Regions from separate parts of the Homo sapiens genome. Here region 1 is linked to region 2. The links are chromatin contacts, found by Hi-C or POLR2A ChIA-PET in ENCODE. All regions are on one chromosome and are shown on one strand. Each heading gives the region's core, a stretch centred on a gene start or an enhancer-like site at or near the end of the contact. The rest is flanking DNA. Distances are from core to core; before and after follow the strand shown. Region 1 holds the start of PDZK1IP1 (PDZK1 interacting protein 1). Region 2 holds the start of STIL (STIL centriolar assembly protein).

Region 1 (4,745 bases), core at 740-3,239, 120 kb after region 2:
GCTGCCTACGCCAGAAACCTGGGAGTCACCTGAAGCCCTGCCTCCTGCCTGTACCCATTCTCCCAGCTTGGCACTGTGTTCCAGCAGCCACACCCCGGCTTCTCTACCTCCTCAACAGGGCTCAGATCTGTTCCCATGGGCACTTCCTGCCCAGGTCCAGGCACTGGTGTTGTGGCCACTGTAGCAGATCCCTGGATTTCTCTTCTCCAGCCTTTGCATGCCCCTTTCACTCTCCACACTGCATGGAGAGGTGTTTTCCCAAACGCAAAACTAACCATGTGACTCTCCTCCCTAAAATTCTTGGAGAAGGCACCAGTAGATGTTTGTTAAATTCAGCCCCATTCCTTACATTCCAATCAGTGATTCTCTGGCTGTTCATTAACATGCACAGTGCTTACTCCAGTCTGTGTTAGAAGATTCTGAGGACACCAAGTTGGGTGTGGGAGGGAGGCCAGGATATACATGTTTGGGAGGCATCACTCAACTCCAAGCAAAGTTCTCCCAGATCACCTTGAGACACTCCATCTTTGGATGGCAATGGGCCCGACTGCACACGCATGTGAACACACACACACACACCCACACACACCACACACACACACACACACACACACACACACACACACACACACACACACAGGAAGCAGGCCTGAGGCATGATGTCTGAGTGCTCCCGCTGGAGCAGGAAGGCAGAATCAACCTGCCATAGGAAGGGTTGCCCAGGAGGCCTGATGAATAGGAGTTTGGTGGCTTCAGGGAAGAGAGGCTGTGGAGGTGCCTTCAGCTCAGGTGCTGGCTCCTGGGGACCTTCCATCTCTGATGAGACTTTGTTCCAGTTGGCCCGCTCCTTTCTAGGGAGTCAGCATCTCAGCTTCCCATACTTCTGGGGTGGGGGGTGGGGCAAGGAGACCAGCATGACCCTTGGTCAGGGGCTTGCACAGGAACTCTGGCCATTCTCATTCCCTGAGCTGGAGGGCCAGGTGGACACCACGTGATCCTGGGGAGGCTTTTGCCTCTTCCGAGGGCTCTGGCTCCAGGGCCTCCCTGTTCCAGGGGCTAGGTGTGCCTTCCTCAATGCTGCTTTTGGCTATGAGGGTGACGGGCCCAGGGCTTCAGGGCCCCAGATCGCACCTTGCCATCTGGGGTGTCCGTCCTTTGTCCCCCACAGCAGGCTGTGTTTGCCCATTTTCTCCTCTGCCATGGGTGGAGATGGATCTGAAGTTGGGTGTTGAAGCCTCTGACCAAGGCTGTATCTTGTTTTGAGGCCCTGCCCGGTTTCCAGGGACCACATCTGGGGCCAAGAGGAAGAACCGAACTGGGACTAGGTTAGCTGTGCTGGGTCAGGGCCTGGGCATGGGCTGTGAAAGCTGGGGACTGGGACCTTCAGGCCCTCTATTGAGATCTTTGCAGAAGGGGGTGGATTTAGGAAGCTACTGGGCTGGGCCAGGGCGTGGAAGGCACTGAAGCCGTAGTGTGTCCCAGCATTAGAGTCCCAGAGTTTAGCTTGGCGGGGCAGGGGCAGGTGGTGGGGAGAACAGGAAATAGGCCAGGCTCTCGGCGGAGTCTGGCAGCTTTGAGCCTTCTCTGGGCTTCTGGGGTTTTCCCCAGGCTCCTGAGCCAGCCAGGACATTTCTTAATCCCACTGTCAGCCTTCCAAGAAGCCCCGCCCACTGGGCTCAGTCAAGGCAGGAGCGACTGTGTGTCACCCCTTTCCCTAGAATCCAGCCCCACTGCCAGGAAAAGGGAGCTCAGGGCATGGAGGTGAGGCTGGGACTCTCCCACATCTGCTTGTTCCTCATACCCACCTCCTTAGCTGGCCCCTGGAAGATGACCTCGAATGCCAGCCCAAGTGAGCTGGGCACCAGCCAGGGGAGGCCAGGTCTGGCAGCTCATTACCATGGGAGGGAGGGCACGTTCTCTCCGACGCCCGTCTTCGTGTCTCCTCCCTCCCTCGCCTTCCTCCTTCCTAGCTCCTCTCCTCCAGGGCCAGACTGAGCCCAGGTTGATTTCAGGCGGACACCAATAGACTCCACAGCAGCTCCAGGAGCCCAGACACCGGCGGCCAGAAGCAAGGCTAGGAGCTGCTGCAGCCATGTCGGCCCTCAGCCTCCTCATTCTGGGCCTGCTCACGGCAGTGCCACCTGCCAGCTGTCAGCAAGGTAGCTCAGGAGGAGAGGGCTGGGCACGGGAGACCCAGGGGTGGACAGGTGGTGTTCTGGCTCCCCTCCCCAGGGCCTTGATACTTACAGTTTGGAGGGGGAGCAGGGACTGCGCTAGCTGAAAGAATGTCCCAAGGCAGAGACCTCTGAACCAAGTCTCTGCCTGTCACTTGTTTTCAACGAGTGAAAACTGGCAGCAGTTGGTTCTAGGATCTCAGGGAGGAACAGGATTTGAGGCCCAAGCCCCAAGAGCAGGCATTGCCCAAGGGATGGCTGGGTCCTGAGTACAGGGGACCCGGGGGTACAAGTAGGGTGAGAGTGGGGCCCAAGCCACCCCTCAAAGACTTGGGCTTTGTCTCGGCCTCTTGGGCTTGGATAGAGAACAGTGCCCAGTGTGACTCCCCCAAATATCTGACCTCTTCGTCCTGCTCTGCCTGAATGGATGTGTGACCTTGAGCAAATCACTGCCCCTTCCTGAGACTCAGTTTTCTCACCTATAAAATGAGAACAATAAACCCCACCCTGCCCACCTCCCAGGGCTGCTGCCAGGTCAGAGGTGAAGAAGGGCTTTGCACCTGGTGAAGTAACTAACCCAAGGTCTGGCTTTCATTCTACACTGTCAGGCTGCATCTGCAGCCAAAGTCTGGGGACTCTGCAGGTGGGACTTGGTCCAGAGGGGACTGGCAAAGATGCTTTCAGAGCTCCCCTCCCACCCCCACCCCGAGCTCTTATGTGTGTCTGCTTCAACTCTGTCTCCCAGGTCTTGGAAGCCCTCTGGGGAACTGCAGACCAGAGAGGTTGAGTCACAGAGCACGGCAAGAAAGGACAGGGTTCAGACCACCTTTCTCCTGCCCCAGACACTGCCCCTTGCTGTATGTGCATGGGAGGAGGAGCAGGGACTGTGGTCCCTGGGGTGACTGGAGAGAATTGGCTGCAGGGTCTAGGAGGAAACAGGGAGGGGCCTCCAAGGGTTGAGCCCTAACTCCCCATGCTTGAGCAACCACTGACCTGAGGGAGCAGTCTGAACCCCTAGGGAAACAATGACTCCCAAATACTGCTTTTTGGCAGGTGTGGAACTGAGGGTAATCACACTGTGTGTCTTCTGCTTCCCCTGGAGATAAGTGAGGTCTGACCTCACTACAGGCCAGAGAGTTCCTAGCCTCCTTCCTCCTTCCCAATATTTGCCAGGCTCGGAGAAGAGGTCAGGCCTCCACTGCAGCAGGAGAGCTTTTGGTAGACTCAAAGGAGGACATTTGAGCAGGAGTGAGCCAGAGGAAGGTTTTCTCATGTCCAGCTTGGGTCCCTCAAAATATAGGGATGCAGGTATATTCTGGCCTGGAGGCAGGACCCCTCTGAAGCCCCCTGCTGACCTGTGTTTTGTCCTGGGACTTCTCCCCGCTGAGGGTCTTTTCTCTACAAGGCTGAGCTCCTGCAGGCTCATGGAGTGCAGTGATGCTGGGGAAGAGGAAAGTCCTTTGGGGAAGCAGAGGCCTGAAGGCAGGGACTTCAGGAAAATCTTGAGGGACTGTGTTGGTGTCAAGGGTCAAAAAGCAGAGAAGGGACCTGGTGCAGTAGCTCATGCCTGTAATCCCAGCACTTTGGGAGGCCAAGGCCAGAGGCTCGCCTGAGCCCAGGAGTTTGAGACCAGCCTGGGCAACGTAGTAAGACCCTGTCTCTATTAAAAAATAAAAAAAGTAGAGAAGGGTGCAGGTTGGGGCCTCAACCTAATCTCTGGCCCTAGTCCCTGGGCACCCAGCTGGGGGAATCAAAAGGAGCTCAGGTTTTGAGGCTTCTTTCCTGGTCCCCAAGACCCAGAGTAGAGTTCACCCCTCCATTCTGCCCTTCTAAAGATGTCCTGGTCCACTCCTCTCTCTGGGTACCCCAGGCACCCCAGATCTCCCCAGCTGAGCAGCCCTGAGAGTCTCCCACTCTCATACCCTTCCTACCATCAGAGAAACGTCTTGCTACAGAACAGGATCTTCTAGATCCCAGACCAGTCTTGTCAGCTGTGGGTCCTCCTCAGCCTTCTGGGAGCCACTCCCAGCTGCAAGGCCTAGGCCGGCTGTCCAGGGGGCTGCCCTTTGGTCCCTGGGGCTGCATGTGACCCACCTGCGGGAGGGAAAGAGGCTCTGGGCTGCCTAGATACAGCACTGAGGCTCTTCCCTCCTTGGCTTCTCACTCCTTCCAACTCCCTTCTCTCTGAGCCTCTGTTGTTCCTCCAGCTCCCTCCTTTTCCTAAGCTCGGTGGAGCTTAAGATGCATAAGTGGGTCAGATGGGCTGTATCCCACCCCTGCCTCCCCACAATGTCTCCTTGCTCCTGGCAGCTGGCTGAGGGCCTTCAGCATAGGTGGGGTCCTTGAAGAGTGAGGCCCCTCGCTCTCCTGCACATGCAGCCCCACTGTGGCCCCGTCTGCTACAGCCCCTCTCCCTTTGTTAGGCCTGGGGAACCTTCAGCCCTGGATGCAGGGCCTTATCGCGGTGGCCGTGTTCCTGGTCCTCGTTGCAATCGCCTTTGCAGTCAACCACTTCTGGTGCCAGGAGGAGCCGTGAGTGCTGCCCAAGGGTCCCTGAGCAGGCAGGGTGGG
Region 2 (4,692 bases), core at 1,684-4,183:
CAGGGATACCAAATTTGGCCCACAGATACTCAAGTCTTTTATATAAAATGGCATAGTATTTGCATATAACCAATGTACAGTCATCCTTATACTTTAAATCATCTTAAAACAAAAATTAATTGGGGATGGTGGCATATGCCTGTAGTCTCAGTTTCTAGGGAGGCTGAAGTGGAGGATCACTTCAGCCAGAAGTTGAGTCTGTGGTGACAGAGTGAGACCCTGTCTCAAAAAAAAAAAAATCATCTCTAGACTACTCATAATAACTAATTGTATAATACCTAACACATTGTATAATACCTAATACAGTGTACATGCTATGTAAAAAGTAGTTATAGGTTTTTGTTTTTTTTTTTGAGATGGAGTTTCACTCTTGTCACCCATGTTGGAGTGCAATAGCGTGATCTCGGGGCTCACCGCAACCTACACCTCCCGGGTTCAAGCGATTCTCCTGCCTCAGTCTCCCTAGTAGCTGGGATTACAGGCATGTGCCACCACACCTGGCTAATTTTGTATTTTTAGTAGAGACGGGGTTTCTCCATGTTGGTCAGGCTGGTCTTGAATTCCTGACCTCAGGTGATCCACCCGCCTCGGCCTCCCAAAGTGCTGGGATTACAGTCATGAGCCACCATACCCGGTCAAATTGGTTATAGTTTTAAATTAAATTATTTGAGAGATAGGGTCTTGCTCTGTCATCCAGGCTGGAGTGCAGTGGTACAATCATAGCTCACTGCAGCCTCAAACTCCTGGGCTCAAGCAATCCTCCCACCTAAGCCTTCCCAGTAGCTAGGGCTACAGGCCTGTACTACCACACCCCACTAATTCTTAAATTTTCTGTAGAGACAGGGTGCTGCTATATTGCCCAGGCTGGTCTTGAACTCTTGGCCTCAAGCGATCCTCCCATCTCGGCCTTGCAAAGTGTTGGGATTACAGGCAGGAGCTACCGCACCCAACATGTGTGTCTTATTTGTATTATTATTTTTGAGGCAGGGTCTTGATCTGTCACCCAGTCTGGAGTGCAATGGCACAATCTCAGTTCACTGCAACCTCTGCCTCCCCGGCTCAAGCCGTCCTCCCACCTCAGCCTCCCAAGTAGTAGGACTACAGGCACATGACACCATGCCTGGCAATTTTTTTGTATTTTTTGTAGAGATGGGGTTTTGCCATGTTGCCCAGACTGGATTTGTATTATTTTTATTGTTGTTATTTTGTTTTTTTCCCCTCCGAATATTTCCATTTGCGGTTGGCTGAATCTGTGAATATGGAACCCACTGATAGAGGGCTGACTGTATATAAATACATAAAATATCAATACTATATATAATATCAATGCTAGTTGTAGAGATAGGCATATATGGTTTATAAATTTAAGTCACATTCTTTTCTTCTACTCAACAGGAATTTAAAATTTTTATGTTACTTTGCTGGGGGCGGTGGCTCACTTCTGTAATCCCAGCAGTTTCGGAGGCCGAGGTGGGCAGATCACTTGAGGTCAGGAGTTCCAGATCAGCCCAGTGCCCAACATGGTGAAACCTGGTCTCTACTAAAAATACAAAAACTAGCCGGCCGTGGTGGTGCTTGTCTGTAACCCCAGCTACTCCGGAGGCTGAGGCAGGAGAATTGCTTGAACCTGGAAGGCAGTGTGCAGTGAGTTGCAGTGAGCCGAGATAGCGTCACAGCACTCCAGCCTGGGCGACAGAGCAAGACCCTGTCTCAATCAATCAATCAATCAATCAATTAATAAATACAAATTTTGGCCCAGAGTGGTGGCTCACGCCTGTAATCCCAGCACTTTGGGAGGCCGAGGCGGGTAGATCACCTGAGGTCAAGAGTTCGAGACCAGCCTAGCCAACGTGGTGAAACCCCGTCTCTACTAAAAAATACAAAAATTAGGCCGGGCGCAGTGGCTCACGCCTGTAATCCCAGCACTTTGGGAGGCCGAGGTGGACGGATCACGAGGTCAGGAGATCGAGACCATCCTGGCTAACACGGTGAAACCCCGTCTCTACTAAAAATACAAAAAATTAGCCGGGCGTGGTGGGCGCCTGTAGTTCCAGCTACTCGGGAGGCTGAGGCAGGAGACTGGCATGAACCCAGGAGGCGGAGCTTGCAGTGAGCCGAGATCGCGCCACTGCACTCCAGCCTGGGCGACAGAGCGAGACTCCGTTTCAAAAAAAAAAAAAATTAGCCGGGCGTGGTGGTGGGTGGTGGACGCCTGTAATACCAGCTAATTGGGAAGCTGAGACAGGAGAATCGCTTGAACTCGGGAGGCGAGGTTGCGGTGAGCCGATATCGCGTCATCGCACTCCAGCTTGGGCGACGGAGTGAGATTCCACCTCAAAAAAAAAAAAAATTATGTCACTAAAACAGATGGCTTCCTAGGAAAGAAACTGGAAGAAATCTAGAAGTTGAGGATAAGTGATCACAAAAAGGAAAAATTAAAAATGTACATTTTAGAATAAAAATTAAAAAGTAAGAAACTGGAATAACTCTAACTTTCTTGTCTTTTGTGCTTTCAGGTAAAGAGTTTGGAAACTGTTCTTCGGGTGTCCGCTTCCAGTCGCCGACCAATGATCATCTTATAGAGCACTTCCGGCTTCATCTGCCACTCGCTCCTCCGTCTACCTAGCTGGGCTTTCCATTGCGCTTGCGGAAAGCCTACCCCGCCCCGGAACTTAACCGTTGACGAAATGAAAGGTTTAAATCCTCGGATCCTTGATCCTGGAGCGCCGGTGGCGCCCGCAGTTCTCCAAGAAGACTTGGGATTGGTCGAGCGCGGAACCAGTGCGGGGCGCTGATTGGTCGGCACACCAATACGTAACGGCGACCGTGCGCGGCTCTCTAGCACCACCCCCGCTCCCTGACTGGCGAGGTTTCTGACCAGTCAGCAGGCGTGGCGCGGCCTTCAGTTTCGCGAGCTTGTGTTTGCCGCCTCAGTTCCCGCGACCCCAACGTCCCAGAGGCGGGGCCGGAGTCGGCGGTGGCGCTCCTTGGAGCCGGCTCCCGCTCCTACCCTGCAAACAGACCTCAGCTCCGCGGAAGTTGCGGTAAGTGGAGCTTTGTGCTCCTGGTTTCCCCTTGAGAGGCGGCAGCGGGGCCCTGGGAAGGTTGGTGGGTAACATTCAAAGCCCTGTAGTGGGTTCCGCCCTCCAGGAGCCTGGAGCAGATGACGAGAAGGGGAGCTAGTGGGAGAAATTAAGCAGTCCATGAAATCCTTGGGTATCATCTGAGCTAAGGTATGTGAAAGAGGTTTGCAGTCGATAACGTGCCATTTAAAGTTGTTTTTACGGTGGGAATTTCTTGAGGACTGAAACCTTGAATGCTCGCTCTTGCATTCCTCACAATTTCTGGCTCACACTCTGCTACGTAGTAAGGGATCAGTTAATGTTTGAAGTTCATGGACTACTGGAAGTAAAGTGTAAACAGCAAAGTGCGAGAATGCTATGCGTGTGAGTACAGACAGTATAGTACCATCGCCACGGTGTCTGGGAGAAGGTTTCACAGAGGAAGTGACATTCGAGTTGGATTGTGAGGGATGGCGGGGGTTTACTAGGGCATTCCAAGTTAAGGGAGGCATCCTGTGCAGATATTGAAACCGGGGCACTGCAAGTAGTTCAGTTTGACTGGAATGTAGGATGAGTGGATGGGGGGGTTAAGGTTGGAATAATAGAGTGGGGCTGGATTGTGAAGATCCTTTATTCTGTATGTAAAGAAGAGCCATCGGCTTTTTAAAAAAAATTTATTTTTATGTTTATTTTTGAGACGCAGTTTCACTCTTTGGCCCAGGCTGGAGTGAAGTGGAGTGATCTCGGCTCACTGCAACCTCCGTCCCCCGGGTTCAAGCGATTCTCCTGCCTCAGCCTCCCTAGTAGCTGGGATTACAGGCAAACGCCACCACGCTCGGCTGATTTTTGTATTTTTAGTAGAGACGGGGTTTCACCATGTTGGTCGGGCTGGTCTGGAAATCCTGACTTCAGGTGATCCACCCGCCTCGGCCTCCCAAAATGCTGGGATTACAAGCGTGAGCCACCGCCCCTGACATGAGCCATTGACTTTTAAAGCAGGAGAATAATTTGATCAGATTTATATGGAAACACTCTTCTAGCAGCATTATGGGGACTTTTCCATAAGTCTGGTGAGTTGATGAAGTTAGCAACTAAGGTGGTGGGTATGGAAAGATAATTTATATGGAAGAAGGGGTGAGGATGATTTGAACGTTTCTATTGTACACGATAATGACTTTACCTGAGAATATGTTTTGCTAGGTGTAGATGTTGTGTGGTTTTAGTTTTATTACCTTTAGTGGCTTGTACAACACTGACAGAATGAAAGTACCTTATGTATATTGTTTTAAAATAAGAAATCAACATTATCCATCTTTTCACCCAAATGAATAAAGGAATAAAACACAAATAGCGCATTTTAAGACACTTCTGTTTAATGAAGAAAAAATTGGCACTTTTTATACTTTGTAGAGTTACAGTTATCCATGTGAATACTGTTATCCATGACAACCAAGTACTAAGGAAGGGTTTTAGGATTTAAAGCCTGCATTCTGTGGAAGCTGCATTAAACCTTTTAAGTCCAGATATTTCTAAGAAGGACTGTTTAGTCACCTTTTTTTTTTTTTGAGACGGAGTCTCGCTCTGTTGCCCAGGCTGGAGGGCAGTGACGAAATCTCCACTCGCTGCAAGC

Evidence for each region. Hi-C counts contacts between places; a loop is a spot of excess contacts on that map. ChIA-PET counts read pairs that join two places held with the same protein, here RNA polymerase II (POLR2A). Pooled maps may share reads with other maps.
Region 1: a loop to region 2 is called in a map of ascending aorta, with 9 times the contacts of the local background. The contact joins the promoter of PDZK1IP1 here to the promoter of STIL in region 2. A Hi-C loop is called at or near these places in 13 of 168 maps with a recorded cell type or tissue (Caco-2, IMR-90, K562 and 10 more) and 23 of 50 pooled maps. POLR2A ChIA-PET finds 5 or more read pairs at or near these places in 12 of 52 experiments (A549, Caco-2, GM12878 and 8 more).

The regions. Positions count from the first base shown.
Region 1 is chr1:47,187,280-47,192,024 of GRCh38, reverse strand. PDZK1IP1 (PDZK1 interacting protein 1) reads left to right here and starts at 1,989. Exons shown (of 4, transcript NM_005764.4): 1 at 1,989-2,159; 2 at 4,598-4,706. The coding sequence starts at 2,093. RefSeq lists an enhancer at 1-584 and a silencer at 1,414-1,708.
Region 2 is chr1:47,312,388-47,317,079 of GRCh38, reverse strand. STIL (STIL centriolar assembly protein) reads left to right here and starts at 2,933. Exons shown (of 17, transcript NM_001048166.1): 1 at 2,933-3,044. RefSeq lists a silencer at 2,827-2,876 and an enhancer at 2,194-2,923.